2 separate regions of the Homo sapiens genome follow, and region 2 is linked to region 1. A link is an interaction called in ENCODE POLR2A ChIA-PET data of the cell type or tissue named here. Cell type or tissue: A673. All regions are shown on one strand. Each heading gives the region's core, and the rest is flanking DNA. Links, peaks and the distances in the headings are about the cores only. Region 1 has its middle 9.5 kb from the start of TBL1XR1. Region 2 overlaps TBL1XR1 (TBL1X/Y related 1).

What was found. Peaks named below come from ENCODE experiments on the same cell type or tissue, not always from the same donor. Only the 100,000 strongest peaks of a DNase experiment are listed, where the experiment ranks them.
Region 2: POLR2A ChIA-PET joins it to region 1 with 6 read pairs; 3 of 35 experiments call an interaction of 5 or more read pairs at or near these places.

The regions. Positions count from the first base shown.
Region 1 is chr3:177,198,722-177,215,237 of GRCh38, forward strand. It overlaps a transcript of TBL1XR1 not described here. Among named protein-coding and RNA genes, the nearest start is that of TBL1XR1, 9.5 kb to the left of the region's middle. In A673, for the core only: no CTCF peak of the experiment used is centred there; no DNase peak of the experiment used is centred there; H3K27ac peaks cover 658 bases.
Region 2 is chr3:177,011,038-177,027,553 of GRCh38, forward strand. It overlaps TBL1XR1 (TBL1X/Y related 1), which reads right to left. Exons shown (of 16, transcript NM_024665.7): 15 at 15,336-15,437; 16 at 8,307-14,487. The coding sequence ends at 14,461. It also overlaps the pseudogene MTND5P15. Among named protein-coding and RNA genes, the nearest start is that of TBL1XR1-AS1, 18 kb to the right of the region's middle. In A673, for the core only: no CTCF peak of the experiment used is centred there; no DNase peak of the experiment used is centred there; H3K27ac peaks cover 524 bases.

The DNA.
Region 1 (16,516 bases), core at 7,628-12,627:
TTCAAAGCAAAATAATGTTTGCAGCTTTCTTAAAGGTGAAGGGTTCTGTTTTCCTACTTTCATCAGAATATTTGAAAATAGATGTAGTGATCACTTTAAAGCAACCATCATTTCCTCTCAATATCAGAAACCTGAAGTTTTGCGACACACACACACACACACACACACACACACACACACACACACTACTCGTAACTTGCACCAGTCTGGACTCCTGGTGGCCTAATAAGTTCAGTAATTAGACAGGTGCTTTCTTGGCCAAGGTCAATGTCTCTTTCCCCCCTGAGCCCTTGCTTGGGGGAGCTGCCAGAGGCCTTTCCTGAATGACCTAGTGGGGCAGGGAGCAGGAAAACCATCAGAGGAAAGGGAGTGGGATTGGAAACTCCCTTCCAACCACCAGAGAGTTCAAAGCATATTAGTGGTGTGTCCTTAGAGCTATTTTCATGTATGAAAGTGGGAATGTTGGATTAAACAATGTCACCCGATGGGAATTTAGATAACTGCAGGTTTCCAAAACACTATGCAGAGTGTACAGGGAAACCGCACAAAGCAAGTTTTGCATTTCAATAGGATTCTAAAGCTGAGGCTTGTTTACCTCAGAACTAACACCTTTCAGAAGACTTTATTTCAGAATTGAAAAGAGTATATAGTATCTTCCTTTTTTTTTTTTTGAGTTGATAAATGACGTAGATATCACTAAACATACCCTGTCTTCAGTAAGTAAACTATCTCGGTGGAGCCACTCAATGAAACATATCTATTGGCTTAGATTATTTTTTAAGTTTCATATTGTGCCACCACGGGCGGGTCCTCTCCATACAGCAGTGACTGTAAAATCAAACCCCACTTTCAGTGAGTGAGGACTTCTCAACCATACCATTCTTAAAGCGTCATATTCAAAGCTGCCCACCCCACCCCTTCTCCTTCCCCTAAATGACTTCTATCCCTTATTCCACAAGGGAGGAGACACCCTCCTTCAGGTTCATAGGATCAGGTCTTCCAGCCTGAAGTTCTTATACCCTACACCAAGCTGCCTCCTAAAGTTGTTCAGTGTTAGTTGAGCCTCCTCACAATGATAATAATCCATGCATTTGTTTATATCCCTGTAGTTTACAAGACATTTCTGTGCGTAAATGACTGCATTTAAATATGAAGATCATCGAGGCTGGGGACTTACAAATCCGTTGCAGTAAAATGTACTTTACTCACCACTGTTGGATCATACTAATTGAAGAGAGAGGAGAGAGCAGGAGTACATTTTTTTTTTTTAGGTGGAGTTTCGCTCTTGTCGCCCAGGCTAGAGTGCAATGGCGGAATGTCGGCTCACTGCAACCTCTGCCTCCCAGGTTCAAGCGATTCTCCTGTCTCAGCCTCCCGAGTAGTTGGGATTACAGGCATGCACCACCACGCCTGGCTAATTTTGTATTTTTAGTAGAGATGGGGTTTCTCCATGTTGGTCAGGCTCGTCTCAAACTCCCGACCTCAAGTCATCTGCCTGCCTCAGCCTCCCAAAGTGTTGGGATTACAGGCGTGAGCCACTGTGCCCGGCAGCCTGGAGTGTTTTTAAACAAACAAACAAAAATAGGGGCACCCAAATGTGGAAAGGCCTTGATTCTTCCAGCAAAGGGGGTTTTAAATCAGATCATATTTTGATCCCTTTGATTTTTATATTCTGGAAACTATCTGAAACAACAGTGTGGCTTCAATGTTAAATACTCAGAGAAATAAACCATCACTCAAAGGTCATATGTATTGTCGCCTCGCCCTCTAGCTGTCCCAACATATCCAGCATAAAGGATCAGGGCTGCACCAAAATACAAGCAATGATTAGACTCACTGGGTGAGGAAAGGACAAAGAAGGAACTATTGTTACTAATATTCAGTACTTTGTCCTAATCTAACACTCCCATTACACTTTGAATTAAATGTTAATGTGTTTCTAGAAAGGAGATATTACTGTATTACTAAGAAATTGTAAAGCAAAGGAACACATTAAGTTCTCCGCTGGGTGTGGTGGTTCACGCCTGTAATCCTAGCATTTTGGGAGGCTGAGGTGGGCAGATCACTTGAGGTCGGGAGTTCAAGACCAGCCTGGCCAACATGGTGAAACCTCGTCTGTACTAAAAATACAAAATATTAGTCGGGCGTGGTGGCGGGTGCCTGTAATCGCAGCTACTTGGGAGGCTGAGGCAGGAGAATCGCTTGAACCCTGGAGGCGGAGGTTGCAGTGAGCCGAGATAGTGCCACTGCACTCCAGCCTAGGCGACAGAGTGAGACTCCGTCTCAAAAAAAAAAAGTTCTCTCTTGAATTTTCTAGCTAATTACTCAATGAAGAGAAACCTCATACCAGTAACTGTTATCAGAAGTTACTATATATTGTAAAATGGCTAAACAAATCCTGACTTGTTTTGCCGGGTGCAGTGGCTCACACCTGTAATCCCAGCACTTTGGGAGGCCGAGGCGGGCGGATCACGAGGTCGGGAGTTCGAGACCAGCCTGACCAACATGGTGAAACCCCGTCTCTACTAAAAATTCAAAAATTAGCTGAGCGTGGTGGCACATGCCTGTAATCCTAGCTACTCAGGAGGCTGAGGCAGAAGAATGGCTTGAAACCGAGAGGGGGAGGTTGCAGTGAGCCGAGATCTTGCCATTGCACTCCAGCCTGGGCGGGTGACAGAGTGAGATTACATCTCAAAAAAAAAAAAAAAAAAAAAACAAATCCTGACTTGTTTTATTTCAGTAATATTTTTCCGAGAGGAGTGTGGCATGGCAAGATAGCCTACACATTTGCAACTTTCATCGCTAAAGACATGGAACATTTTAAATTGAAACTGCTTCAATCCCAGGACTACAGGGTCTCATTACTATATATATTTTTAAATCATCATGATGTTTTAAATTGTTTACATTAGCTCATCTACATAAAGTATTCAAAACAAACTTAATTGTATAAAAAAGACATTTGATACCAAAAATATTCTCCTAGTGCTATAACTCATTTTATATTCTTTACTCACCCTGGAATTCAGTGGCTTTACGTCTGTAGCGTTTACCCCCAGGCGTCTTGCTGATACTCTGTGATGTTTCCGTTTCATTTTGACTTACCTTGTGCAATTCTTTGTGGTTCTTCCGAGATGAGGCACATGCCAACCACACATCTCAAGATGTCAGTACACAAGCTGCTTTTCTCCTTCAGTGCATAGCGTGTTGCTTGTGACCTTTCCTCATCAGTGTGAACCTTGTCACAGTTTTCCATGCTTCTATGACCCAATTTCATTACAACAATAAACTTTACTTGAGAGTCTTCATTTAAATTGCAAAAGAAACATACAACTATCTTACAAGTATTTATGCCTCTCAGATAATGAAAATAGCAGGTTGTATCCTGCGATTGTGATTCAGTCAAAACAGAAAACCAACCACACACACAGCATGTTGCTGTACAATCACTTACTTATACTGACCAGCCACATACTTTCTCAGGGAAGCACTCAAGGCCTAGTATTATATTGATGGTTTTGCTATTCATTCAATGTTTATTGAATGTTTAGTGTGCCAGGCACTGTCTCAGTAAACCAAAAACAGCCCCTACTCTTCACAGGGCTTACATCCCACGTTGGGTGAGGGTTGGGAGTACACACAGACTTTCAAAAAATATGTCTGTATTAGGCTATTGTTTGACCACTGTTAAAAAAAAAAAAAGGAATATAAAAATGGCTTAAACAAGATGAAAGCGTATTATCTTATGTGACTGTCATTCTGGAGTAAGATGTCAAAGACCTAGATTGTTCTATCTCAACATATATCTTCCATCCACTGGTCTAAAATGGTTTTTCTTGCTCCTGCCATCATTTTCAAATTCCAGCCATTGGAAAAGAAAACAGAAGAAATAGAGGGCTAGGCCTTTCCTTTCAGGACACATCCTGGCAGTTGCATTTATCACTTCCTCTAATATTCCATTAACCAGTGCTTGGTCTTATGACCACACCTAGCTTCTAGGAAGGTAGGTAAAAGACAACCAAGCTTAAATAAAATAAAGTGGGATAATGGGTATATATGTTATTTTATTGTATTGTGTTTTAGGCAGAGTCTTTTTGTCACCCAGACTCTAGTGCAGTGGTATTTGTGTCCAAAATTGGTGGGTTCTTGGTCCCGCTGACTTCAAGAATGAAGTCGTGGACCCTCACGGTGAGTGTTACGGTTCTTAAAGGTGGTGTGTCCAGAGTTTGTTCCTTCTGATGTTCAGACATGTTTGGAGTTTTTTCCTTCTGGTGGGTTCGTGGTCTCCTTGGCCTCAGAAGTGAAGCTGCAGACCTTCGTGGTGAGTGTTACAGCTCATAAAGGTAGTGCAGACCCAAACAGTGAGCAGCAGCAAGATTTACTGCAAAGAGCTAAAGAACAAAGCTTCCACAGTATGGAAGGGGACCCAAACAGGTTGCCACTGCTGGCTCCGGCAGCCTACTTTTATTCCCTCATCTGGCCCCACCCATAGCCTGCTGATTGGTCCATTTTATAGAGAGCTGATTGGTCTGTTTTACAGAGCGCTGATTGGTCCGTTTTGACAGGGTGCTGATTGGTGTGTTTACAATCCCTGAGCTAGACACAAAAGTTCTCCAAGTCCCCACTAGATTAGCTAGACATGGAGCACTGATTGGTGCATTTACAAGCCTTGAGCTAGACACAGGGTGCTGATTGCTGTGTTTACAAACCTTGAGCTAGACACAGAGTGCTGATTGGTATATTTACAATCCTTTAGCTAGACATAAAGGTTCTCCAAGTCCCCACTAGATTAGCTAGATACAGAGTGCCAATTGGTTCATTTACAAACCTTGAGCTAGACACAGAGTGCTGATTGGTGTATTTACAATCCCTTAGCTAGACATAAAGGTTCTCCAAGTCCCCACTAGATTAGCTAGACATAGATCACTGATTGGTGCATTTACAAACCTTGAGCTAGACACAGGGTGCTGATTGGTGTGTTTACAAACCTCGAGCTAGACACAGAGTGCTGATTGGTGCATTTACAATCCTCCAGCTAGACATGAAAGTTCTCCAAGTCCCCATCTGACTCAGGAGCCCAGCTGGCTTCACCTAGTGGATCCAGTGCTGGGGCCGCGGGTGGCGCTGCCTGCCAGTCCCACGCTGCGTGCCTGCACTTCTCAGCCTTTGGGCAGTTGATGGGACCGGGCGCCGCAGAGCAGGGGGCGGCACCCGTCTTGGAGGCTTGGGCCACACGGGAGCCCATTGCTAGGGGGCTCAGGCATGGCGGGCTGCAGGTCTCGAGCCCTGCCCCACAGGGAGGCGGCTGAGCGCCGGTGAGAATTCAAGCATGGCGGGCCGGCAGTGCTGGGGTCCTGGCGCACCCTCTGCAGCTGCTGGCCCGGGTGCTAAACCTCTCACTGCCCAGGCCAGTGGCGCCGGCGGACGGCTCTGAGTGCGGGGCCGCCAAGCCCATGCCCACCCAGAACTCACGCTAGCCCGTGGCCCCGCCCACTTGGAACTCACGCTGGTCCACGAGCGCTGTGCACAGACAGCCCCGGTTCCCGCTCGTCCCTCTCTCTCTACAGCTCCCGGCAAGCAGAGGGAGCCGGCTCCGGCCTCAGCCAGCCCAGAGAGGGGCTCCCACAGTGCAGCAGCGGACTAAAGGGGTCCTCGAGCGTGGCCAGAGTGGGCGCGGAGGCCAAGGAGGCGCTGAGAGCGAGCGAGGGCTGCGAGGGCTGCCAGCACACTGTCACCTCTCAGTATGATCATAGCTCATTGTAAACTTAAACTCCTGGCCTCACTGACCCTCCCACCTCAGCTTCCCAAAGTGCTAGGATTACAGGCATGAGCCACCACATCCAGCCAGTATATATTATTTTAGATATGGGGTTTAGAGAAGGCTGCTCAGTTAAGATGACATGTGAGCAAAAAACTAAAGGAAGTAGCAGAGTGAGTATGCCACTATCAGAAAAAGGAATGTTCTGGGCAGAAGGAATATTATGTACAAAAGAATAATATAACAAATATGCTATATTCTAAGAATAAAAATGATGTCAGTTAATTGGCATGAAGTAAGAAAGGAGTGGCAGGAGACGGGGACAGGGACCAGATGTGAAGGACTTTTTTCTTCTCATGTCATAGAAAGACACCAGGAGGCGCCGGGCGCGGTGGCTCACGCCTATAATCCCAGCACTTTGAGAGGCCCAGACAGGCGGATCACGAGGTCAGGAGATGGAGACCATCCTGGCTAACACAGTGAAACCCTGTCTCTACTAAAAATAAAAAAAATTAGCCGGGCATGGTGGCGGGTGCCTGTAGTCCCAGCTACTTGGGAGGCTGAGGCAGGAGAATGGCGTGAACCCGGGAGGCGGAGCTTGCAGTGAGCCGAGATGGTGCCACTGCACTCCAGCATGGGTGACAGAGCGAGACTCCGTCCCAAAAAAAAAAAAAAAAAGAAAGCCACCAGGAGGCTTTGAGCAAAGAAGTGACTTGAACCACCTTCCATTTTAAAGGACCAGCGGAGGCTAGGTGTGGTGGCTCACGCCTGTAATCCCAACACTTTTAAAAGCTTAAGTGGGGGCCGTTCGAGGTGGCTCATGCCAGTAATAATCCCAGCACTTTGGGAGGCTAAGGCAGGTGATCACCTGAGATCAGGAGTTCGAGACCAGCCTGGCCAACATGGTGAAACCCCATCTCTACTAATAATACAAAAAAATTAGCTGGGCATCATGGCACACGTTTGTAACCCCAGCTACTCAGAAGGCTGAGGCAGGAGAATCACCTGAAGCCGGGAGGCAGAAGTTGCAGTGAGCCGAGATCACGCCATTGCACTCCAGCCTGGGTGACAAGAGCGAAACTCCATCTCAAAAACAAAAACAACAAAAAAATTATTCCAAGATTTTAGACCAAACAAGTAGAAGAATGGAGTTGCCATTTACTGAGATGGGAACGGCTAGAAGAAGACCTAGTTTATGAGGGAACTATCAAGAGTTCTGTTTTAGCATTTGGTGTGCCTATTATACATCCTCATGATGATGTTGAATAGGTAGCCAGATATATAAATCTGATGTTCAGAGGTGCAACTGGAACTGGAGATATAACTTTGAGACTCATAGTAAAGCAATGATATTTGAAATCATGGACCTAGATGCAATCACCTAGAGAGTAAATATAAGTAAAAAAGCATTGAGTTCTCTGTCACCTCAATTGTCTCCTACCTCAAATGTTTTCTTTCCAATGCTCTTCTGCTCTTGATGTAGTGAAAAGCCTAAACATATGAAATCATGGGTCAGCATTAGGTGACTTTTTCTAACCATAAGGATATTGATGGAAACCATAGATAATGTTAATTGCTACCATTTATTAAGCATGTTATCAACTCTTTTCAAGGTATGTTAACATGTAATTGTCTCTGATTTTCTCAACAACCTGAAAAGGTAATGCCTCAGTCAATTTGGACTGCTATAACAAAAATACCATAGACTCGGTGGCTTAAACAACAAACACTTGGCCGGGCGCGGTGGCTTACATCTGTAATCCCAGCACTTTGGGAGGCTGAGGCGGACAGATCACCTGAGGTCAGGAGTTTGAGACCAGCCTGGCCAACATGGCGAAACCCCATCTCTACTAAAAATACGAAAATCAGCTGGGTGTGGTGGCGCATGCCCGTAATCCCAGCTACTCGGGAGGCTGAGGCAGGAGAACCAATGAGCCGAGATTGCGCCATTGCACTCTAGCCTGGGCAACAAGAGCAAAACTCCGTCTCAAACAAACAAACAAACAAAACACTTATTTCTTACAGTTCTGGAATTTGGGAAGTCTGATAGCAAAGTGCCAGCATGATCAAGTTATGGTGAGGGCCTCTTCCTGGGTGCTGCTGACCATCTTCTTGCTGTGTGTAAGTGGTGTAAAACAGTAAGACAGGAAGCAAGCTCTCTCCTGTCTCTTGTTACAAGATTACTAATCCCATCATGTAGGCTGTGACCTAATTACCTTCTGAAGGCCCCACCTCCTAATACCATACCATTTAGGGCTAGTGTTTCCATATATGAATTCTGGAGAAACACAAACATGTTGTCCATAACAGGTAAATAATATTATTATCTCTATTTGATTTATGAAGAAACTGAAGTAATAAGACCATATAGTTTGTCTAAGGTCATGCTGCAAATGGCAAAACAAGGATTTGAACTCAAGGCCAAGTGCAGTATCTGCTTTTCCAATGAATAAAACTAAGCAGATCAAGGCAGGAAAATTCAAGTGTTTGCTAAAAAGTACTTCAGTGAATGAGAAGAGCAGAGAAATGCAAAGTGGAAAAAAGGAGAAACTGCTTGAGGAGAAGAACCACATCTTAATCACATTTATGTGACCCACATATTTTAGGCTAGAATCTAGAAAAATGTTTGCTGAATGCAGGCGTAATTACGATCAATCTGTTGGATTCCATCTGTTGCATGCTTTGGTACTGTTAGTGTATCTACTGATTACAAAAGGAAGACCTTTGTCTCACTCACTCCCTACCCCTCTCACCATCCACCATCACCACCCGTGCTGCCTCATGGCAATTTAGGTATAGGGTGTTCTTTTTTTTTTTTTTGAGATGGAGTTTCGCTCTTGTCACCCAGGATGGAGTGCAGTGGCATGATCTCGGCTCACTGCAACCTCCGACCCCTGGGTTCAAGCAAGTCTCCTACCTCAGCCTCCTGAGTAGCTGAGATTACAGATGCCCACCACCACACCCAGCTAATATTTGTATTTTAGTAGAGAAGAGATTTCACCATGTTGGCCAGGCTGGTCTCAAACTCCTGACCTCAGGTGATCCACCCGCCTCAGCCTCCCAACATGCTGGGATTACAGGGGTGAGCCACTGTGCCCGGCCCGGGTATAGGATATTCTGTGTGTGTGGGCGGGTTGGGGTTGGGGGGAGTCTCACTCTGTCGCCCAGGCTGGAGTACAGTGGCATTATCTCGCATCACTGCAACTTCAACCTTCTGGGTTCAAGCGATTCTCCTGCCTCAGCCTCCTGAGTAGCTGGGACTATAGGCACACACCATCACCCCCGGCTAATTTTTTTGTATTTTTGGTAGAGACAGGGTTTCACCATGTTGGCCAGGCTGGTCTTGAACTCCTGACCTCAGGTGATCCACCCACCTCGGCCTCCCAAAGTGCTGGGATTACAGGTGTGAGCCACTGCACCCGGCCAGTATAGGGTATTCTTGAAGACAGGTTTTGTGGGCAAAGAAGACAATGTATAGTAATTCCATTTCATTTATTACAAATTTGAAAACCTACTTTTCCTTTGAGCTTTGAAATTCAGGTTACAAATCTAACTCTGTTTTTTAAGAGAATGTTTACAATTTGGTTAATTAAATTTCCTTGAATTATTAAACTACATTAATTCATTTAATGTATTCAGTCTTTTTAAAATACTTCAGTTGCTCAACAAAGAATCACAAGTAGTTAAGTAATGCTTATAAATATGATAAATTATAAAATATGAATCAAGTTCTCTTGAACATTACAAAAATGTTTACAGATTTAATAAAATTCTCATATATTTTCACTTAAAATCATGAATCTGAATTAATTACAGTTTTCACTTAGGTGTTTTAAACTGGTTTCACAAGGATAACTTGTTAGAAATCCTAAAATGTCGAATTACGTAAAAGATTACAAATAGTTAAAATACCAAATACAAATATGCACAAGTATTTCTAAACATAAATGAAAACAATAGTGGCCACACACAGTGACTCACGCCTATAATCCTAGCACTTTGAGAGGCCAAGGCGGGCAGATCACTTGAGGCCAGGAGTTCAAGACCAGCCTGGGCAACATGGCGAAATCCCATCTCTACAAAAAAATACTAAAATTAACTGGCTGTGGTGGTGCATGCCTGTAGTCCCAGCTACCGGGGAGCCTGAGGTGGGAGGTTCGCCGGAGCTGGGAGGTGGAGGTTGTAGTGAGCCATGTTTGCGCCACTGCACTCCAGCCTGGCTGCAGAGAGACCCTGTTTCACAAATAAACAAATGAATAAGTAAATACAATAAGACGATGGGTTTGATTTGTTTTATCGCTTTGACTTTATGCTCTCCTAAGGCTAAAAAAAACCTAATGCCTTAAATAAACAATTCTACTGGCCCAGGTGAGCTGAGTTGCTGTCTTAGTCAGTTGGGAGTGCTATCACAAAATACATAAACTAGGTGACTTCTACACAACAGAAATTTATTTCTTCTAGTTCTGGAGGCTGTGAGGTCAAAGATCAAGGCACTGGCAGATTCGGTGTCTGGTCAGGGCCTACTTCCTGGTTAATAGATGGCACCTTTCTGCTGTGTCCTCACATGATAAAAGGGGCAAACACACTCCCTCGTGCCTCTTTTATGAAGGCACTAATCACATTCATGAGAGCTCCCAAAAGAGCTCCAAGTCTTAATATCGTCACCTTGGGGATTAGTATTTCAACATATGGATTTTGGGAGGCCACACACATTCAGATTATAGCAGACACCTCTCCAGTGGACTGAGTAGCTTATTGACCTGAGTGGTTCTGGCTGGAGATGCAGACATCAGGGCGGTTTTTCTCAAAGCTGCTAAGATGTGCTGAACACTCCTTATGCCAGCCAATGGGAACACTAAGGTCCTGCCTTCAAATGGGATGGTCTTGCTACAATTCAAGTCCACAGATTCAGGTTGCACCACTTGGAAATGATATGAACTTGCACCCCTCCTACCAGATTGCTGAGACACATGACTGAGCTCAATTTGTATAGTACTCCGTTTTAGCCTGAATCTTTGAATTGTTTTCCTCCTGATGGTGCTTCAATTCATATAGAAATTAACTGTATATTGCTCATGTTTGTGGCTGGCTCTGTAGTTCCAACCACCCCCACCCCACCCCCAATATTGTTATAGCTACTAGAAAGTAAGCCAAATGCACTTTCTGAGATTGTCCCAAATATCTGTTGGTCAGGTAACAGCCATTATAACAACTATCATTTCCTTATGTCAGCATTTCCCAAACTGTATTCCGCTCATAATGGGCACGTAGTCTGTGCTTCTGGAAGTAAAGAGTTCCAACATTAAGGATGTTTGGGAAATGTGACGTTTTTATTTTCCTTGTTGTTGTTGTTTTTTGGGACAAAGTTTTCCTCTTGTCACCCAGGCTGGCCTGCAGTGGTGCGATATTGGCTCACTGCAACCTCCGCCTCCTGGGTTCAAGCAATTCTCCTGCCTCAGCCTCCTGTGTAGCTGAGATTACAGGCCACAACACCCAGGGATTGTGCACCACGACATCCTGCTAATAAATGTTAAATTCACCTTCTAGAGGTCTGCATTGCTTTTTAGCATATAAAATACTGAAAAATCTTGCATTGTAAAAATCTTATCAGCCATGAGGCTGTGGCGGGAGAATCGCTTGAACTCTGGAGGGGGTGGTTGCAGTGAGCTGAGATCGCGCCATTGCACTCCAGCCTGGTCAACAAGAGTGAAACTCCGTCTCAAAAAAAATAAAAAAATAAAAACAATCTTATCAGCCTATTGAACACTTCTTAAAGACATAACTTTTGGCCAGGCGCGGTGGCTCATGCCTGTAATCCCAGCACTTTGAGAGGCCGAGGTGGGTGGATCACCTGAGGTCAGGAGTTCGAGACCAACCTGACCAACCTGGCAAAACCCCGTCTCTACTGAAAAATACAAAACTTAGCTGGGCACGGTGGCAGGCGCCTGTGATCCCAGCTACTCGGGAGGCTGAGACATGAGAATAGCTTGAACCCAGGAGGCGGAGGTTGCAGTGAGCTGAATCGCGCCACTGCACTCCAGCCTGGGCAACAGAGTGAGACTCTGTCTCAAAAAAAATAAAAGACATACCTTTCAAGATCATGCAAAGTTTGCTTTCTGTGGAACACAGTTTGGTAAATTGTGTCTCTATTTGGTAAAATGTTTTTATTTTATTGCTTGATCTTTTGTTTTTAATTTTTTGTAAGATCAAAGCTTGGATATGCAACCAAATGGACTTTTTTTTTTTTTGGTTTTGAGAAAGGGTCTCATTCTATAACTCGGGATGGAACTCAGTGCCGTGATCTCGGCTCACTGCAACCTCTGCCTTCTGGGCTCAAGCAACTCTCCCACTTCAGCCTCCCAAGTAGCTGGGACTACAGGCATGCACCATCACACTCATGTAATTTTTGTATTTTTTTGTAGAGATGGGATCTTGCTATGTTGCCCAGGCTGGTCTCGAACTCCTGTGCTCAAACGATCTCCCCACCTCGGCCCCTTAAACTGCTGGAATTACAGACATGAGCCACCATGCCCAGCTGGACTTTCTGGTAGTTCCCTCCCACTAAACTTGTCCTACCTAGCCATAGGCAGCCCTTCCCTCCCAGGGAAACTGCTTATCAAGGGGCAGAGGACAAGAGAAAGTATGTGTCCTGAGGCAAGGCTCCTTCAAAAAGAGAGGGAAAGTCGCTGAGCACTTGTACTCACTCACGTCCTTCCTATAATCTTGTAAATCACTTGTTCTCTGAGGAAAGGGGGAACCTGCAAAGACTACAGAAAGCTCCTCCTAGGGCATAAGAGCTTTCTCTTTGCTATGGTTTGAATATGGTTTGTCCACACCAGAACTGATGTTTATAAATTTGATCCACAATGGGTTGCGTTGGGAGGTGGTGTCTAGTGGGAGGTGCTTGGCTCTTGGGGGTGGATTCCTCATGAATGGCTCTGTGTTGTTCTCTGGGCCGTGAGTGAGTTTTTGCTCTCTCGAGACTGGTTTAGTTCTTGGGGGAATGGATTAGTTCTCACTAATAAAAGAACAGGTTTTTATAGAGAAAGATGTCCGTCAGGGTTTTACTTCTTCCCCTGTGTCCACTTCCCTTTGACCTTTCTCCACGTTATGATGCAGCATGAAAGCCCTCAACAGCAGATGCTGGCACCATGCTTCTTGAATTTCCCAGCCTGCAGAATCCTGAGCTAAATTAACCTCTTTTCTTTATAAATTACCCAGTTTCCGGTGTTCTGTTACAGCAACACAAAACAAGTACACTCCCCTTTATAGATAGCCTTCTAATATTGTGAGTCTTCATTGAGCAACAAACTAGGAAGACAGTGCGTGCCAGTACTGAGTTAATTATTGCCACTGAACAAAACAAACTTTATTTTATGCATATTTAGCAATAGGTGTAACAGCCACAGGGATAGATTATAGGCCAGAGAAACTGGGTTTTAGACACAGCTCTACCTTCACTGTTGTATGTTCTCAGACAGGCATCAAATGGCTGAGAAACGCAGTTTCCTTACTGATAAAATTGGCCCCACATTAACAACAAATTTCCAGAGTGGATAGTCAAAATACTTATTGACCAGTTCTATATGCCTTGCAACCAATCAGAACAGAGAGCAGAGGGTACACCACACCCAACCATACAGCAAATTGGCAGCCTCCCAGTTCATTTCCCTCACTCAGTCAACATTTGCAGTTGCCTGCCATGTGACGTCTATGTACCGGGGCTGTTGCATGTGTCAAATTAAATGTTTGTGAAAGCAGATCATAACCTCCATACAAAAGCAAGGTGTTTTTAGTCATTATTCTCTGTAGGAAGACACAAAGAGTAAGGGAAGTGGAAGCCTCTCATAACATTTCACCTGTTTCAGTTTTGCCTACCCTATTGGGTGGCCTGGCCTCAGTTTGAGAGCTCACCTCCCCTTGAGCTATATAACAGCCTAAGGACATGGAGAGCTGGGCCAAGACCAGCCAGGATACAGCTTAACCTCAAACCCTCAAACAATAGTGAGAGCTAGCACTGTCTTGAGTACTTACTATGTGTTAGGCCTTGTTCAAAATAATTTCATGCAGATTAACTCATGTAAACCTCACCACAGCCTGAAGTAGGGACTGTTTTTTTTTGTTTTTTTGTTTTTTTTTGAGACAGAGTTTTGCTCTTGTTGCCCAGGCTGGAGTACAATGACGCGATCTCGGCTCACCACAACCTCTGCCTCCCAGGTGCAAGCAATTCTCCTGCCTCAGCCTCCCGAGTAGCTGGGATTACAGGTATGCACCACCACGCCCAGCTAATTTCATATTTTTAGTACAGACAGGGGTTTCTCCGTGTTGGTCAGGCTGGTCTCGAACTCTCGACCTCAGGTGACTCGCCCACCTCAGCCTCCCAAAGTGCAGGGATTACAGGCGTGAGCCACTGCACCAGGCCATGAAGTAAGGACTACTATTATCTCCTTTCCACAGATGAGGAAACCCAACACACATGGATTAAACGACCAAGGTTCCTTAGCTAGTAAATGTCAGAGGTGGATTTTTATCTAGGTAGATGAGGTCATGCCTTTAACTACCACTCTATACTACAAACAGATCCAAGCCTGGCAAGGGAGAAAGAAAACTGTTGAAGGGCTGGCATCCAGAGAGCATTATGGGTCACGAAGGTGAGCCCAGAGTTCTTATAAATCCTCTCTTAGGACCATAGGTGTCATAACCCAAAGGGGTTAACCCAAGGAGCAGACCTCTCCAGTGCTTTTGCAGAGGGTACACAAGAGTGTCCAGAAGCCCCTGGTTGATGGGAACCCCTTCCCCTAGGCGCTGAGAACTGGAATACCCACTGCCTGGGTGGCTGGGGAAGGGCATCTCTGTTCCCTGGCCCCTTAGTCAGGGGAAAGTGAGGAGGGGAAAAGGAGAAGAACCAGAACAGCGGCTCCTCTCTCTAGTTGGGAAAAAGCAGTCAATTCAATGGGTTTGCCTTTGGGTAGGAGGATTAACTCTAATTATGGAGTATATAAACCAGGAGCTGAGGGCTGGGGCGGGCTCCTTTCTAGAGAGCATGAAGAAGGGTTAAAGAGGAGTAAGGCAGAGAAAGGGAGGTGTGAGGGCTCAGAAGCTGGCGCCAGCAAACTTTTACTGTAAAGGGCCAGATGGTAACTATTTGAAGCTCTGTAGGCCACGTTCTCTGTTGTCTCCCTCTTCCCCCTCCCCCAACCATTTAAAAACGTATGAATTATTCGGAGCTCTGGCTTCAGTTGGATTTGGCCTATGGGTTCGAGTTACTGATTTTCTAACCTGAAGAAATAATCTGTCAACCTCCCCATTTTACCTGAGTCTGATCCTGCCCTCCCTTGCAGTGCTGGCCATTTAACTTGAAGTAGGGCCTCCCAAGCAATGAGAGAGGCATTCAGATGAGGAAAGGGGCATAACGTTCTGACTGTGGTGAGGCTTCATGAAATTTCAGGTATGTTCCACTGAGGTACTTTAGGACTAACACTGTTTGGCGACCTGAAGGTTTGCTCTGGGGATTTTTATGCCACACATAGCTGCATGCATGAGCAACTCTGCAAGAATTATGTTTCATGCCACATTCCATTTGGGAACTTATGCCCAAGACAATATTGCAGAGCAATGAAACCCAGCATTACTGTATTCCAGGAAAATGGAGTAGCAACCTTTCTCTCTTAGTAGCCAAAAATGGAATATCTCAATGTCTTCAGGAAGAGCTTGCCCTCAGTAAGAAGAGTTTTACCTGTTGGTAAACCTGACTCTCAGATAAAATGCCATCTTTACAGAGCCTGGCTTTGCAATAAGAATACACAGTTGTAAAACCGGGCGTGGTGGCTCACTTCTGTAATCTCAGTACTTTGGGAGGTCAGGCGGGCGGATCACCTGAGGTCAGGAGTTCAAGACCAGCCTGGCCAAAGTCTTCTCTTCCTACCTTAAATTTGAGCTACTAAGCGCTAAAGCTATTCTTAAATAACAAAAAGAAATGGCTTGAAGGCCAGGAGGTGAGAGGAAGGGAGGGAACTTATAAAACACTTCTTTACCTAAGAATTGATAGAAAGCCATGACTTCCAAATACTTATTAGAACTTTGCAATACATTTAGGCTGGGTGCAGTGGCTCATGCCTATAATCCCAGCACTTTGGGAGGCTGAGGTGGGTGGATCACCTGAGGTCAGGAGTTCAAGACCTGCCTGACCAACATGGAGAAACCCCGTCTCTACTAAAAATACAAAAATTAGCCCAGCATGGTGGCGCACGCCTGTAATCCCATAATCCCAGCTACTTGGGAGGCCGAGGCAGGAGAATCACTTGAACCCGGGAGGGAGAGGTTGCTGTGAGCCGATATTGACCATTGCACCCTAGCCTGGGCAACAAGAGCAAAACTCTCTCAAAAAAAAAAAAAAAAAGAACTTTACAATACATTTAATGTGAGTTAACGTGTCAGGCTACTTGTAATGGAATACAGGGGAAGGTTATTGGTGTAAGGCAAAGGACAAAAGAGTGTTCTTTTTTTTTTTTGACACAGAGTTTCACTCTTGTTGCCCAGGCTGGAGTGCAACAGTGCGATCTCGGCTCACTGCAACCTCCGCCTCCCGGGTTCAAGCGATTCTCCTGCCTCAGCCTCCCGAGTAGCTGGGATTACAGGTATGTGCCACCACGCCCGGCTAGTTTTGTATTTTTAGTAGAGACGGGGTTTCTCCATGTTGGTCAGGCTGGTCTCAAACTCCTGACCTCAGGTGATCTGCCTGCCTCGGCCTCCCAAAGT
Region 2 (16,516 bases), core at 7,685-12,684, 190 kb before region 1:
TGAAGTAGCACCTAAGAATTCTGCTCAAAGCTAGATAAAAGATATGGTTTTGGCTGGGTGTGGTGGCTCATGCCTGTAATCCCAGCACTTTGGGAGGCCAAGGCGGGCAGATCACCTGAGGTCGGGAGTTCGAGACCAGCCTGACCAACATGGAGAAACCCCATCTCTACTAAAAATACAAAATTAGCCGGGCGTGGTGGTGAATGCCTGTAATCCCAGCTACTAGGGAGGCTGAGGCAGGAGAATTGCTTGAACCTGGGAGGTGGAGGTTGTAGTGAGCCAAGATCGCGCCACTGCACTCCAGCCTGGGCAATAAGAGGAAAACTCCGTCTCAAAAGTATCTTTTTTTTTTTTTTTGAGACGGAGTCTCACTCTGTCTCCAGGCTGGAGTGCAGTGGCGTGATCTCAGTTCACTGCAACCTCTAACTCCCTGGTTCAAGCGATTCTCCTGCCTCAGCTTCCCAAGTAGCTGGGACTACAGGCACCCGCCACCACGACCAGCTAATTTTTGTATTTAGGAGAGACAGGGTTTCACCATGTTGGCCAGGATGATCTCGATCTCCTGACCTCATGATCCACCCGCCTCGGCCTCCCAAAGTGCTGGGATTATAGGCGTGAACCACCGCGCCCGGCAAAGATATGTTCATTTTCTTAAGTGTAATTGTTTCACAGACAGATATGTTCATTAAGTGTGACTGTTTCACAGGCATATACATATGTCAAAACACATAAAATTGCACAATTTAAATGTGTACTTTATGTTAAAGCTCAATGAAGCTTTTTAAATAAATACATGGAAAACTATTTCAATATACTAAATGAAATCAAATCAAGTCACGCAAAAACATGTTTAGTACCATCTCTTTTATGTAAAAACACAACGTATTGGTTTGTTTATAAATGCATAGTAAAGTGTCTAGAACATTATGTAGTTGTATAGAACATTATGTGGCGAGAATGTCCTGGTGGGTCAGCTTTGGGATAGAGAGCATATCGATCAGTATTAGCTGGGTTATGCTACAATAACAACCCTAAAATCTCAGTGACGATGTAACAACGTTTTCCTTCTCACTTATGCTACCTGCTCCACCTGGGCTGTCTCTAGGATGCCCTATTTCTCATAGAAACGGCTTATTTGCCTAGATTTAGTAGCACCTAAGAATTCTGCTCAAAGCTAGAAAAAATTTACACCTGTAATTTTCTCTTACATGTGTGTGGACACATACACCCCAATTTTTTTACTTCGAAATTTTCTATAACAAACACATATTAATACCATAAGAAATAAGAATTATGCAGAACAAAAGGTCTATGCCAGAAAAACAATGGTCAAACACAAACAGAAAAGTAGGGTGCTATTCTGACCTTGACTAGTATTTTAAAATTGAAACCTAGTGAGAGAATTGAAACAGAAGCCAAAAGAAAATGTGAAATGCTATGCCTTTAAAACCTTGGTTCTTAACATCGATGGCGTTTCTGCTGTTTTTCTATAAATAATAGATTACAAAATGGATGTTTGGCACAGAGTTGCATTTAAAAGAGCATTTTCTAATTCTTGACAATACAAAAAAATACAAAAAACGATAGATGTTAAGGGCAAGATAAGATGTATTCTTGACAATACAAAAAAACAACTGATAGATGTTAAGGGCAAGAGGAAAAAAACTGCAGATAAAGTAATACAAGGGAACTGATTACACACACACACACACACACAACCATTATCACCCAGCTAGGCTGCATGCAAAAAACAATGACATATTTTAAGATGTCCCATCATAATAATTTAAAATTTTTAAGAACGGTTTGTTCAATAAACTACTTCTACATTCCCATCCATAATAGTACTGCTTTGTAAATCTAATTACAACAAATTGTTTTCAACAAATCACCCTGTCAAAAGTTTATTCTGGTATGTTTATAAAAGTAAAAATAGTAATAATCATCATACCATGTATAAAAAGCTAATTTATTCAGTCACTGTGCTGGATTTACATAATTGCTAATCCTTAAAACCATCTCAAAAGCAAGATATCTTACACAAATATTTTCTTACTCATAAGAAATTGATGTTCAGCTGTAAAGTAACTTGTTCAGGCTAACATCCCTAAGAAAAAAAGTGATGCTTTTTTTCACTACAGTATGCCACCTTCTCATTTTTACAATTTACTTTCCAAGAGTGCCTAATTATATGGTGTTTTATCATCCATCCCCTTGATAGCAACCTTCCCCCTTCTTGTCAACACCTCAAATTAATTAATCAAACATCTACAATTTTCCAGGCAGTGTGCTAGGCTCTGGGGACCCAGAGGTAAGTATGACAGTCTTTACCCCTCAGGAACTCAAATAAAGAGTAGCTAGCACAAGAAGCAATCTTATAAACAGAGCTGAGGGGGAAACGGGCACCTCGCTCAGATTGGAGGCAGAGACGGAAAGAAGTGGGCAAAGAATGGGAGGGTACTGGTCTGAGGCACTCACTTGATTGAGCGTGAGGCAAATGAAGAGGGGAGAAGGTACTCCAGGAAGAGGCAACTGCATGAATAAAAGGGAGAAGAAACCTTACAGGAGATTCACGAATTTCAAAGAATGTGGTTGAATGTGAAGAGGAGACAAAGCTTCCTCCACTATGAAAATTCACAATTCCTGTAAGACCACCCTGGTCCTCTGCCGCGTGGCCTCTATCTCACAGCATGCCTCAAACCAACTCAGCACCACAAAAATCTCAACTTTGAGCATCCTTAACTTTATAACCCTTTTGATAGGCCCTCCCATTGCAGCAGAGCTTCCGGTCTTACCCAGGAAGTCTACACGCCAGACATACTTAAGTTCAGACTTCAGCCAGCTGTGCTTGCCTTTGAGCTAGGCCACAGCTGGTTCCTTCTAGACATGGAAATCCTTCCAGACAGACAATAGAAACTTGAACTTACAAACGTTATGCATACCTATTCCAGGGATATCCTCACTGACTAGAGGTACTGCCCCCATCCCACAAAGTACTTAAGAGTACTCACTCTCTTGCAAAATGTCGACTGTTAAATGCTCCATAACTAGGATTCCTGCTAGTCTTGGTCACCGTTTAAGACATCCACTTCCCCATGGCTTGTAAGCAGTATTGGAGAAAAAAATCACAATGCTGCAAATTGGTGCCATTGTGTATTCATGGTTACTCACTTCAGCTGGGCCTGCAGTAGGGTCAACAAAATGTTACCGAAGACATACTCAGAGGCCAGGCACTGTGGCTCACACCTGTAATCCCAGCACTTTGGGAAGCTGAGGCGGGTGGATTGCTTGAGGTCAGGAATTTGAGACTAGCCTGGCCAACATGGTGAAACCCCATCTCTATTAAAATACAAAAATCAGCCGGGCGTGGTGGCGCGTGCCTGTAGTCCCAGCTACTGGGAAGGCTGAGGCAGGATAATTGCTTGAACCCAGGAGGCAGAAGTTGCAGTGAGCAGAGATTGCACCATTGCACTCCAGCCTGGGCGATACAGTGAGACTCCGAAAAACCAAAAAACAACAAAAAACAAAACAAAACAACAACAACAACAACAACAACAACAAAGACATACTCAGAATTATAAGCAAGCTCTTAGGAATTTAAAAAAAAAAACATGAACAAAGGCTTTACTGCATTTAGACAGCTTCAGAAGTGATCAATGCCTAGGCATATTCTGAGAAATTACTGAATTTCAAGGCCAAAGAATTCTTGGCAATCTAGGTATAAAAAAATTATGCGGAGGGAAAAGTTCTGTTGGGCTCAAACATCTCCACAGCAGCAGTGACTGGCAGAAGACAGCGGGGCAGCACAGCAGTGGCTCCCTAGTATTAGCGCGCATTAGCAACGTCTGGAGAGCGGGCATAAAGCGCGGATTTCGGCTCCTCACTCCGCCTACATTCTGCTTCAGTAGGTCTTGGGTAGAACACCACTGATTCTCCTGTTGGGAGTTATACTTTAGTACTAACCACCTGAGTTATAAGGGGAAGAAAATGTGACCCCGAAATAACACAGTTGTATCAAGTATTCATTTTTGTGTAAGGCAAGAAAAAAAGTCTCAAATATACAGGGATTCAAGGAAGGCAGCGCTCACTAGCCCTATTTGAAAATGAAGTCTGCTCAACCAAAGGACGGTTCCAAATGAAGAACTCGGGAATGAAGCAGCTGTGATCTCAAAGTCAGTGCTGAATTTACTGCAATATAAAACTGAGCATTAACAGTTGTGGCTACAGAACAACACAAGGGAATGGGACATTCTGCTCCTCACATGTCATCCTAGCATCCTCCACGACCAGGGAATGAAAACGGTTATACTTCACATGCATTGCTATGTGCTGGGCATGCGGCTAATAAATATATGCACTGTCTCATTTATTCTTCACAACATGAGGCAGGTAATTATGAATCTCCAGCAGAGTGGGTATCTCACCCAAGATCATCTGGTTAATTTGATCAGTTGGTCAGAGCCTTAGATATTGATAGTGACATTATTAATACGGGCAAGATTACTATCTTTCATGAGAACCCTTTAAAGCCATTTAATACTCTAGTATTTTCCCACCCCATGTCTGAATCAGTAAACTGTGTTCCCTCTGGGGACTTCTTCCTCTACTTTACCCCTAGTAGCAACTGTTATTTATGGTAGTTTTAAGATTTGTTGCTGGTCTCGCTGGTCTCAAGGAATTCAGGATAGATGTGGAGAAGAGAAAAGCAGAAGATCCTCTATTTTGACCTAGACCCCTAAGCTAGTTCTTCTCAAACTTCCATGTGCATACAATTCACGGGAGATCTTGTCAACGAAGCTTCTGATTAGGATCTTGGGTGAAACCTGGGATGGTTTCTAGAGTTTCCAGATGAAGCTAAATGGGCTACACTTTTGATTGGTAAAGCCCTAAATCCAAATCCAAACCAGCCTCTCTCTAGAGAGTTGAACGGGATGACAGGAGTGGCTCACGTAGCAAATTAACAAAGAAGTACTCTGATTAACATACTGTTTCTTTGGAAACTTCACAGGGATGAGGGTTTGAGGAGACGGATGGTGGCTGGCACAACATTCCAACATCTGCGTTGCTGACTTTCACAACAGTAATAGCAAAAATATGCCAATTGACTTTAAAAAGTAAAAATCAAAGCGAACCTCTTAAGAGGAAGCATGAAGTGCCTCATTTCTTTACCTTTCTTGGTTAAGAAACCAACGGACACTGCTTAATCACTGAAGATGTAAATACATACTACTTAAAATTGTAATAGTGACCACTAGAAGACAGACATAAAACATGTAATTACAAGTGTAATGTGGATCACAAAGAGGGTGTCCTGGGACATAGAGTGAAGGATCAAAACGCAACTGTTAGGTACCCCTTGCCATTTGCAAACACAGTACCTGGGATTAGGTTGAACCATTTGAAACTGTCAGTGTTTGGCAGTTTCTGGCTCAGAAAAAGTAATTTCAGATGCTTCAACCCAATTCTTTTTTTTTTTTTCTTTTTTGAGACGGAGTTTCGCTCTCGTTGCCCAGGCTGGGGGGCAATGGCGCGATATCGGCTTACCGCAACCTCCGCCCCCCCAGGTGCAAGCGATTCTCCTGCCTCAGCCTCCCGAGTAGCTGGGATTACAGGCATGCACCACCATGCCTGGCTAATTTTGTATTTTTAGTAGAGACAGGGTTTCTCCATGTTGGTCAGGCTGGTCTCGAACCCCCAACCTAAGGTGATCCACCCGCCTCAGCCTTGGATTATAGGCGTGAGCCACCGCGCCCAGCAGGCTTCAACCAAATTCTTTGTTACAGCACTTAATAAACTACCTTCCGTTGTAGTTACATATCACAAGAACAGAGCCTTTTTCTTGCTCACTACCATATATCCAGTGGCAGACACACTTCTTAGAAAACATTACTCAACAAATATTTGCTGAATTAAAAAAAAGAGTACTCAGGATTTTGAAAGGCAAAATGGGTGAAAATAGTCTTAAAATTTAAAAAGCCCTACAAAAAAATCCAAATGTCTGCTAATTTAGCAAACAGACCAGGAATCTGGCTTCCAGCAATATTAATATATGCTATTAAAAGTCTGGTAGTTCCATGAAGTTTATAATTGGATTTAGCCTGTACATTGTGCTCTACAGTAGAAAAATTTTCATCCATGTTTAACAAAATCTTCATCACATCATTAGTATTTAGTCATTAAATGCTAAAGAGCATAGGCTTAAAAATTTAGTTGTTTTCTGCTAACCCATAACCCAGATTGTTACTTACAGGTCTAGATTACTCTCTTTCCTGTACTACACTGAGTAAATATACAAAGCACTCTTCAATCTCCCTTCTACAAATTCTTAAATGGCTCCTTTTGAAATCATACCTTGTTAGTGCCAGAAAGTGGCTTGGAGGCAAAGTTTTTTTTTTTTTTTTTTTTTTTTTTTTGAGACAGTCTCGCTCTATCACCCAGGCTGGAGTGCAATGGTGCGATCTCGGCTCACTGCAACCTCCACCTCCCGAGTTCAAGCGATTCTCCTGACTCAGCCTCCTAAGAAGCTGGGATTACAGGCGTGCGCCACCATGCCGGGCTAATTTTTGTATTTTTAGTAGAGACGGGGTTTCACCATGTTGGTCAGGCTGGTCTCAAACTCTTGACCTTGTGATCCACCCGCCTCGGCTTCCCAAATTGCTGGGATTACAGGCGTGAGCCACCATGCCCGTCCAAGGGAGGCGAGTTTTAAAGAATCCTTGAAGTGTGTATTAAACGAGTGTACATCAGAATTGACTGTTCTATTTGTCCTGTAGATATGAATATTTTATTGCTCCATTGTAATAGTAAACGGTGAAAAAGTAAATTTACATTATAGGGGGCTAAATCTTGGTGTACAATAAAATCTTACCATTAGGAATAAAAATGTTTGGTAATATACAGTGTGCTTTATATAACCAGGCACCATTCTCTAAGGGCTTCAGATATATTAACTTTGTAATCTTCACAACCCATCAATGAGAAAAGTAACTATCATTATCCCCATTTTACAGACAAGGAAACCAAGACAGCAACTCCTTAGGCCAAGCAGCTGGTCTGGATTCATCCCAGGTAGTCAGTCAGGCAGAATTCATGCTCTTTAAACCATACAGTATATTCTACATCTACAGTATAGGGAAGTACTTGAATGTACTTAAGTGGATGGGACAATGGTCCCTGATGGTTTCTGTGAAAAAGTGAGTTTCTGAATTCAATGATTATGATCTCTTTTGTATTTTTTTTAAAGTAGGTATTGAAAATGCTTAGAAGGACATATGTCAAGTTGTTAACAGTGGATACCACTAAGGACTTGGTTGGGAGTTTGAAAATGAACATTTATTATTTATACCTTGTATTTAAATTTCTTTAACCAGCATGTGCTCTACAATAAATATACCACATGCTAGTGACAACCACCTCCCACATTATGACACAAAACCAAACAAGCATATGAAAAGCAGCACACATACCTTGTGCTACCATATTGGTCAATGGGTAGGACAAGGCATAAAAGATTCCAACGCACATTCCAAGTTAACCAACACTGTTTAAGAAGTAGAATGAACTTACCGCTAATTGACTCTTATCAGACTTCATTTACTTCAACACCAGATCTGTCCAACTTCAGTTTATTCCCACACACTAAAATATTTCAACCATTTCAGGTGGAAATATTAAAATCCATATTACATAGCTAATTTTTATGTCATATTAAACTTAACTTGAATTATTTGATGACTCTAGGCCATCCCAAATGGCAGCTCTTCATTCTGCTAGGAGTTTTAGCTATTCCTCCCTCTCTATGGGGAGCACTGTTCCTCATGGACCCAGGTTGGAAAATCAGATAATTGATCTGGTCCAGCAAGTGTACGTAAATTAAACCAATAAAAGCTTAGGGAAAAGGTCTTGTCTTGGCAGTGTGTAGATTCTTCAAAATCCCCTATATTGAATGTGAGAGATCCTGGAAGCTGATCCTGTTTTTAAATGTCTGATTTCAGACTGTGAAGTTCAATGTGACTAGATTTTTTAATGCAAGTCTATTTGAGGTGCTCAGGCAGTGCTTGTTTTCTCCACAGGAGCCCGGCCCAGTGGCAATCCAACCTATGCTTTACGGCTTTCTGACAGCACAACATCTCTTAAGGCAGCTCGTTCTGACATTAGATTAGTATGTCAGAAAGTTTGTTTTTTTTTTTTTTAAATAAGACTGTGATATCTTTTTCGGTATAGATTCCACCCCATTGGTCTTAGTTCTTAAAATATAAATTGTCTGCCCAATGGATCATACAAACCCAACAACCAAGAAACATTAGTAATTGTCTTCTGTACTTTACTAAACACTTTGTGTTTAATATATTTTAAATTGTAAAGAAATTACAAGGAACTCCTAAAAAAATTTAATACAAAAATATTACAAGTTAGGACAATTAAGCATTAAGATGACATTTAAGAAGCATGCAGAAAAAGTAGCATAGGGTTAACATTTCATTGATGACAAAGCACTTTGGTACAGCAGAGAAAAGCACCATAAAACTACCATCTAAAGTGTCTTTTCCTCCACTGTATTTTTTCAAATGAATATATTGGTAAAACAGTAAACTTTGATCTGATCTGCTACGGATTATACTAGGTAATAAATCTAATCCATTGTAAAGTGTTAACTATGAAATTAAAAATAATCCCTTCTATTACTGTTCAAATTAGTTTCAGCTTTCCCTCAAGCTTATAAGGATTCTAATCCTTAGGAGTCCAACCCTTTTTGGAAAAGTATACAATGCAGGATATTACTAATAATCTATGCCATGCAATAAAAGTTAACCCCTTGAAAATGAAAGCATGTCAGTTCTAGCAACTGCAGTGGCTTATTTCTAATAAAACATAAAACTATGCTTGAATTTATTTCTGTTTAAGGAAATAAACAGGAAAAATAGAAGACCTAGAGAGTGTAAATTCTTAAAAAAAAAAAAAAGAAAATATGCTCAATGATTCTTTTTAAAAAGTCTCTAACTCTAAAGGAGTTGGTATTAATTAAAACTAGAAGGTGTCTAGTTGTTTTTCTTATAAAGTTTGTAGTAACAACTAGCTAAGAGAGAAAATGATTCAACTATAATTGGCTTGTTGTGAAGCAAAAAAAGGTCACCGAGAAGTTGAGCCTCCTGCCCTAATCTTCAACACATCTACACATTGTTTTGTGCTCAACCGTGTGGCTAACCAAACAAATGTTATCTAAGGTCTCTTTTTCAGCTTCTGTGAAATAACGTCTTTTAAATACAATATTTATTTTTCAAAAGAATTAAAAATTACAATCCCTTAGCTGATTAGATGCTCTATTATACTTTAATAAAAATAGTAAATAACCCCTTCATTTAAAAAAATCTTATCTCCTGCAAGAAGTAATAAAAATAGTAAAATTTGTAATTTTATTATGGGCTTAAAGTATATATCTTGGGAAACAATACGTTTATGAAAAACAGTGGTTTGGGTTCTGATGGCAGTTATTAATCAGTAACACCAGTATGGGAGAGAATGAATGTGTTATAGGTTATGAAGGCTAACTTGGAAAAAAAGGTTTATTCTACAATAGAACACTGGAGAAGTAAAAGCAATTAAAATGTAAACAAACTGTAAACAAGAAATACCATCCCTCTCTCTTTACCTGACTAGTAAATAGTCTATATAAACTACATAGACATCAAAGGTTTTATATATGTACACAGCCAACATAATATCAAAATATATTTTATTCTGGACCTCTTTCAGATCTGATTCAAATTACAGTTGTCAAAGCAATACAATGCAAAGGGGAACTGCAACAACAACAACAACAAGAAATGTGCCTAGAAAGGATAAAAGGGTCACTGGGGACAAATCATTGTGATGTGGAACTAAAATACGTCGTAAGTGTAATTAACATGGTCCAGGACAGCACAGAACATCTACATCAGTCTTCCTTACACAATAATCATGAAAACTGAACAATGAAGTTCTTTAACATGTACAAAAACCTGTCATGGGCTGGTTTACACTTTTACAACAGTTTTAAAGTTAACTGGATAACTAAAGAAATGATGCAGACATTTTAATCCAGTGCTATAGGTAGGCTCACAGAATTAGACCCAAAGGATTTGTAAAAACAAAAATGGAAACAGTATAGCTACAATGTCAAAGTCAGGAAAGAAGAAAATTTACTTCCGTATTCAAGGATTACAGAGCTACAAATGCAGTCTGTGTGTTTTTGTTTGTAATGAGATGGATAAGTACATCAGACTAGATACAACATGCAGAATGTTTTCCTGAACTTATCCGGAAATTCCAAAGAAAACATCATGAAACAGCTTACAAAAAAAAAAAAAATATATGCCCTAGTTATTCACCCTGCTTCAACACTGTCAACGTAAAGGCAGAAATAAAGCAAGCTATCAATACCTCAGAACTACTGATATAAGACATCAAATTTCTAAATCAGTGTATTAAAAAAGTGAACACTTCCTCTTTCTTCTCTCTTCTACATTTAACTAGAATCATGTTTAAAAAAAACTGATATTAAATGTGACACTTCAGAGCTACTACTGGAAGGAGTAATTCATAACTTCCCTACCCTCCTTCCATCCCTGCTGATTCAGGAGAAGGGGGAAAAAACAAAGAAAACAAAACGAAAAACCAACCAGGGTCTCTTGTAGATTTGCTGCTATTCCACAAAATGTTGGCATTTGCTGCCATGCCACAATGTTGGTCCACTGAAATAGGATTTCTGCGGAAACTGTCAACAGTAGTAATTCACCATATGCAAGTACCATCCTTATCATGCGAGAATAATCACAGGTTCTGTAGAAATGTACAATGTACTTAAGATAATGAAAATTGTAGCGCTGCATTTGAGATTTATTTCTCTACTTAGCTAGTAAAACTTGTCATTTTTGCTCACTTAAGTATGATCATTTGTGATTCCTTTAAATAGCAAAAATGCACAGTCCTCTTTAGGCCTCTACTCAATAATAGTTTACATTACTCTTAACAAAATCATTCTACATAAACAGATAGCTCCTTAAAAATAGTACTCTCTCATTAAATCTAATTTGACAGAAAGAAGTTTAAGGGAAAAAGGAGTGCTTTGTAAGTGAAAAAGTACAAATCTTTGGCCTTTCTCTTGACATTTTCGTATGTCAAAAAGCAAAAAACCTTCATGTATTTCAATCTAGTGATTACTTTTTGCACCATAATTTGTTTTTTACACCACAAAAGGAGGCACTTTCAGTATCTGTAAAAGGTATTTAATCCTAAAACATACTTACCTAGAGAATAATTAAAACAGAATTCAATACAATCTAGTATCTATTAGGAAATTAAGAGTTATCACTTCTAAAAGTCATTTGAAAGTCAATGATGTTATCTGGTCAATGGCAGGAAATGGGAACTGGAACAAATATAAGAACTTATGGGATTTCCTACACGGAGACAAAAAAAGATATTCCTTTATGTTGTTTAAAAGTGGCAGCTGCTCTTTCTTTATTCCATTTTAATCAATGAGTATTGATTCAAGTTTTCCTTTCTATTTTTCCTTATGATAAGTTTCTTACAGTAGCTTATACAACAACAAATAGCATAGAAAAACTACTGGATTCAATTGATCATCAGGAATAAGTTCTCAGAAAAACACAGGCGGAAAAATAAGCAAGAATCCCAAATACAGAACTTTACAAGCTGTGAAACTTGGTCTCTTGCAATCATGTTACTGCTCAAATTAGAGACAATCTTATTGCTGTCTATTGGAGCAGCATCGTGGCACATCAGCAGGCAATGATGATGTTGAGAACAGCAGCAAAAATAAACAATCGTATGCTCATGAAGAACCCAAGCCTACAAAATGGATACCTTTCAGAAAAGTATATACTTAAAAGACCCAAGACGTCAGGATAATAAAGCTCTGTATTTATAATCTTTTATATGTCCTATTGTGGCTATTATGCTTAAGTAAAATAGCTAAAGAAAAAAAAGAAAAAAAAAACAGAAAAGATGACAATATCATAAAAATGTAGCTGTCTATTTTGGCAGCTATATTGCAGAATTTCTTGACTATCTTTTAATCAGCTGGGAAAAAGTCAATAACTGTATGCAAATGAATAAACTGTCCATATCAAAATACAAAAGTACTATCAATAATCACCTCTGACTTTCAGATTTAAATTCAGTGCAATTGACAAATGCATCACTAAAGGAAAATGCAGCTTAAAAGATACTCAAAACATTTGTGTCTATTCCTGGGAGCACATTTTAAAATTATTGCACAGATTTTTTTAATTTTTATTTATTTTTTTTAAACAATAACAGAGGTCAACCACAGATGTGGACCTCCAGCAATAAAAGCAGGAATTCAAGTGCCAGATACTCAGCATATTAGGTTTCCTACGTAAGTCACAGGGTAATATGTTCTAAATATCTCTAATGTGATCCAAAACCCTAAAAAGAGCTGGCACAAAACCATCGTGAATGACTGCCTCTCTTGATGTAAATTTTTAAAAATATTATTACAGTATCATAGTCCCCACTAACAACAACTGGGGTACATATAACAATGTATTGTGAAATTAAGTGTATTTATTCTCTTTACCAATAGCAAATGCTACCCTACCTTAGTAAAACCAAGACTTGCTTCAATCAATGCTGTTTTGTAAAAATAGCAAAGCAACGAATGCTGAAATCAATCAAAGCTGCATTACTTGGGTTAAATCAGTTTCTACTTAGAACACAGGTTAAAATTTTAGTACTAAAAGGCCTCAAAATAATTAGTGACAGAAATAGTGTTATTAATTTGCTAAGCTCAACAATAAGCAATTCCTTAATTAAAATCTTCGAGATATAAATTTGATGACTATTCTCTTCAGAAATGACATACCTGGATTATGTTAATCATGACAAGCCTTATTAGTCACACATATAAACATGGCCTCATGCAATCATTTGTCTGTATATGTTACTCTAAGTTGCATGAGCACAAGGTTTAATATCTATATCTTTAAGAAAATACTTGATATTATAAACAGAGTAAAAGACATGATATAGTAGTGATTACTAAAAAAAAAAAAATTAGCAGCTTAAATCTATCTATATTTGAAAAAACGTAGTCACAAGTACCACAAATGCAGAATCAGAGCAGCAGGAAGAAGGTTAGTGCAATTATACTTTCATTAAAAAAAATTCTGAATCACTGCTATTTAAAAACACCTTGAAGCAAGTCTTTTGTTTGAGATTGTTTTTTAAACTAAGGTAGCAAACATTTTGCCATGTAATGGCAGTGTTATATGCCGTTATCTTGCTTTGTATAAAGAAAACAACATGAGAGATTTTTAATACTGGAGTTTGGTTACATTACATATTTAAGCTTCTACACAGAATGATGGACACTTCGAGAAGCTAATCCTTATCCAGAAACATTTTAATCTCTTAAAAAACAAAGCAAAACAAACAAACAACAAAAAACCCAAAACTACGTTGCTCCTTTTCACAATAGTGCACATTTTTACCATAATTTAGTTATGGCTACAAAACATCAGAAGATTTTTTTTAATGTATCTTCTCTATGGTAATTAAAAAAAAAGTTGTGCCCTTCTAGTCTTTAATTGGCAGAAATATGTCCCAAAAAAGAAACTATTGCATTTAAGCCACATCACCAAAAAACAAAAAAGAAAAAAAAAAAAAAAAAGCAAAACAAAAAAACAAAACCAACAGAGCATAATACCCTTTTACTGATGTGTCTTACAGATTGACATGACCAAAGTCATAGGTTTTCATTTAATTTCCAATTCCCCCTTCCACAACATGCACCAACTGAATATATGCTCTGGGAGCCATAAAATGTACCAAACATCTACCTCTTCAAAAGAATGCATTAAAATATTTTAAAGAATTTTTTGTTTAAAAGGTGAAAAAAATATAAACAAGAAACTGATTCACTCCCTTACTTCATGCATCCATAATCTAAACCAAAAACGAAATTTTAAAGCAAGAACAAACTACTGCTGCAAGTTTTTGTAAGTCCATTTTCTCTGTACATACAAACTGCTCACTACTGAAGGGAAAAAAAGAATATAATCCATGGTGTCTGCTGATTCAAAGGGGAGAAACAAGGCTGTCATTTAGTATCCAAAAACTGGTACATGTATGTTCTGCTTTTATAATGTATATTTTTCTCTCTTCTGTTTTTCATATCCAAAACTTCTAAATGCTATTTTAGGGGCACAGCAGATTAGATTCCAGCACTTGGTGAACAGAATTCACAAGCTGTGACAAAACTCTGTCATCTTCAGGGTGCAATTTTGTTTATATACACTGTATGTATATATTTCTTTTAGATTTGGCTGTAGTGGACTGGCCATGGTTCAAGTGGGACTATAGCAGTACATGGGTCAGGGACAGTCATTTTGGCTATGTACACATTCATAGTCGGTCCATGGCTTCCAACTAGTAGCGCTATTTCCGAAGGTCTAATACACAAACCTGTAAGAAATTAAAATAATCAACCAGTGTATTCAGAATTTTATTGTACATTTTATGTTTAACTTTTCTATAGTACAATTTGAAATGTTTCTTAGTTCCAAGTTTATAAAATTGGTAAAGCATAATAATCATGGAAATGAGCACTTAACTGACAGAAATCAGACAGATCATTTAAGCAGATCAAGAGAACAACCATGAGCTCAAACTGTGGGGGAAGAACCACGGCTAGGATTTTTATACTCTCTGTTGATTAAAAAGGAGGGGGAAAATGCTCAAAACAGACCATTTCCTATCTATTGGACCCTAATGAAAGATATCACAGATTATATTCAGCTACAGCATCAGTAAATAGCTACCCTTTTCCCACCTTCTGGTGCTTCTACAGCTTTGGAAGCCATATTTGCATTGTTGTAAAGAGTTGGCTAACCTCATCCTGAAAATCTTTCAGTATCACACATTCCTCAACACAGGAACCAACTGCCTCTAGTTCTGCCTTCCCTGGGCCAAAAAAATTCTTCTGTGAAGAGGAGAAGGTAGAAATACACATTAAACATTTCAATCCTTCTCAGAATGTTCCTCTGGTATACCTAATTTCATAAATGAAGGTTCATATTAAAAATAACTGTCCATTTCTAGATTATAAGGTATTTGGTAAGGACAGCCTAAATTTTGTTTACATTATTTGAATCCAACGCACATGAAAAGTTTACAGCCTCAGGAAAAAAAAAAATCAGTATCATACCTTAAAATTTATTTTGAAAAAAACACTTTGGTATCACTAACAATAAGCTGCATTCTGATGTGAATACCCACCCACACCCTCTTTGGAAACACTTTACTATACTTACTGAACCATCTGATGCACTGGCTCCAACTTTGTCTCCTGCTGCATTCCAGCAAACTTCAAATATTCCACCTGTTCCCCTATAGCTGTGAACTAGAGCACCTGTCTAAAAGAATGAAAAACAAAATCTTAAAAATCGTAATACATATTATAATAAATCCAAATGCTGAAATAAAAATATTACATAGCTTTATTTCTAGCAATCAGAGGAGGGACTTAGCTTCAACTATAAAAATAAGTTCTGAAATTCTAGAAATGTAATATGATCCCTTTACAAAAAGATAATACCAGCCTGTTCTCAAAAGATTACTCACACACATATTCAGTTTCTCCAGTCTTGATAACCATTCTTGGCTAAGGTATCTGGTCTCTCTGACATAGCCAACAATAGCTAGAAGTAAACAGTCAGTCTATCACATGAAATAAGTTTTTGTTGTTGCTAAATGATACATGAGTCTAGCTAACATGTAGAGAAACAAAATAAATTCAGAATTTCTTTGACAAAACATCTTAAAGAGGAAGTATAACAAACTAGTAAAGATAATTCCAGTATAAATCTGTTATTCACTCTATATTTACTGACCAGTTCCTAAGCTAGGGGATTATAAAAGAAGCTAAAATAATGTATGTATGTTCCTTTTTTTTCTTTAGACAGGGTCTTGTTGTTACCCAGGATGGATGCAGCTGTGCAATCATAGCTCACTGCACCTTCTAACTCCTGGGCTAGAGTGATCCTCCCGCCTCCACCTCCTAAGTAGCTAGGATTACAAGTGCATGCCACCATGCCCAGCTGATTTTTAAAAAATTATTTGTAGAGACAAGGTCTCACCGTGTTGCCCAGGCTGGTCTTGAACTCCTGGCCTCAAGCAATCCACCCACCCTGGCCTCCCAAAATGTTGGGATTATAAGCATGCACCACAGTGCCCAGACAGATATGTACACTATTCTTGAAAGACGTTATATGTTTAAACAAAAAACACAGGCAGGAATACTAATAATGTAATCATTCATTAAGCTGAATCATAAATGTAACAACGTTATTTTATTATTCAGCTGCTACTGAAGAATTAAAACTCAATCCAAAAATATATTCTCCTATGAAACCAGTCAATATAACAGGACAAAGATCAGAGGTCCTGTTATGAAAACTGAAATATATGCTTCAGGTGTTCGGCCCTGACAAAT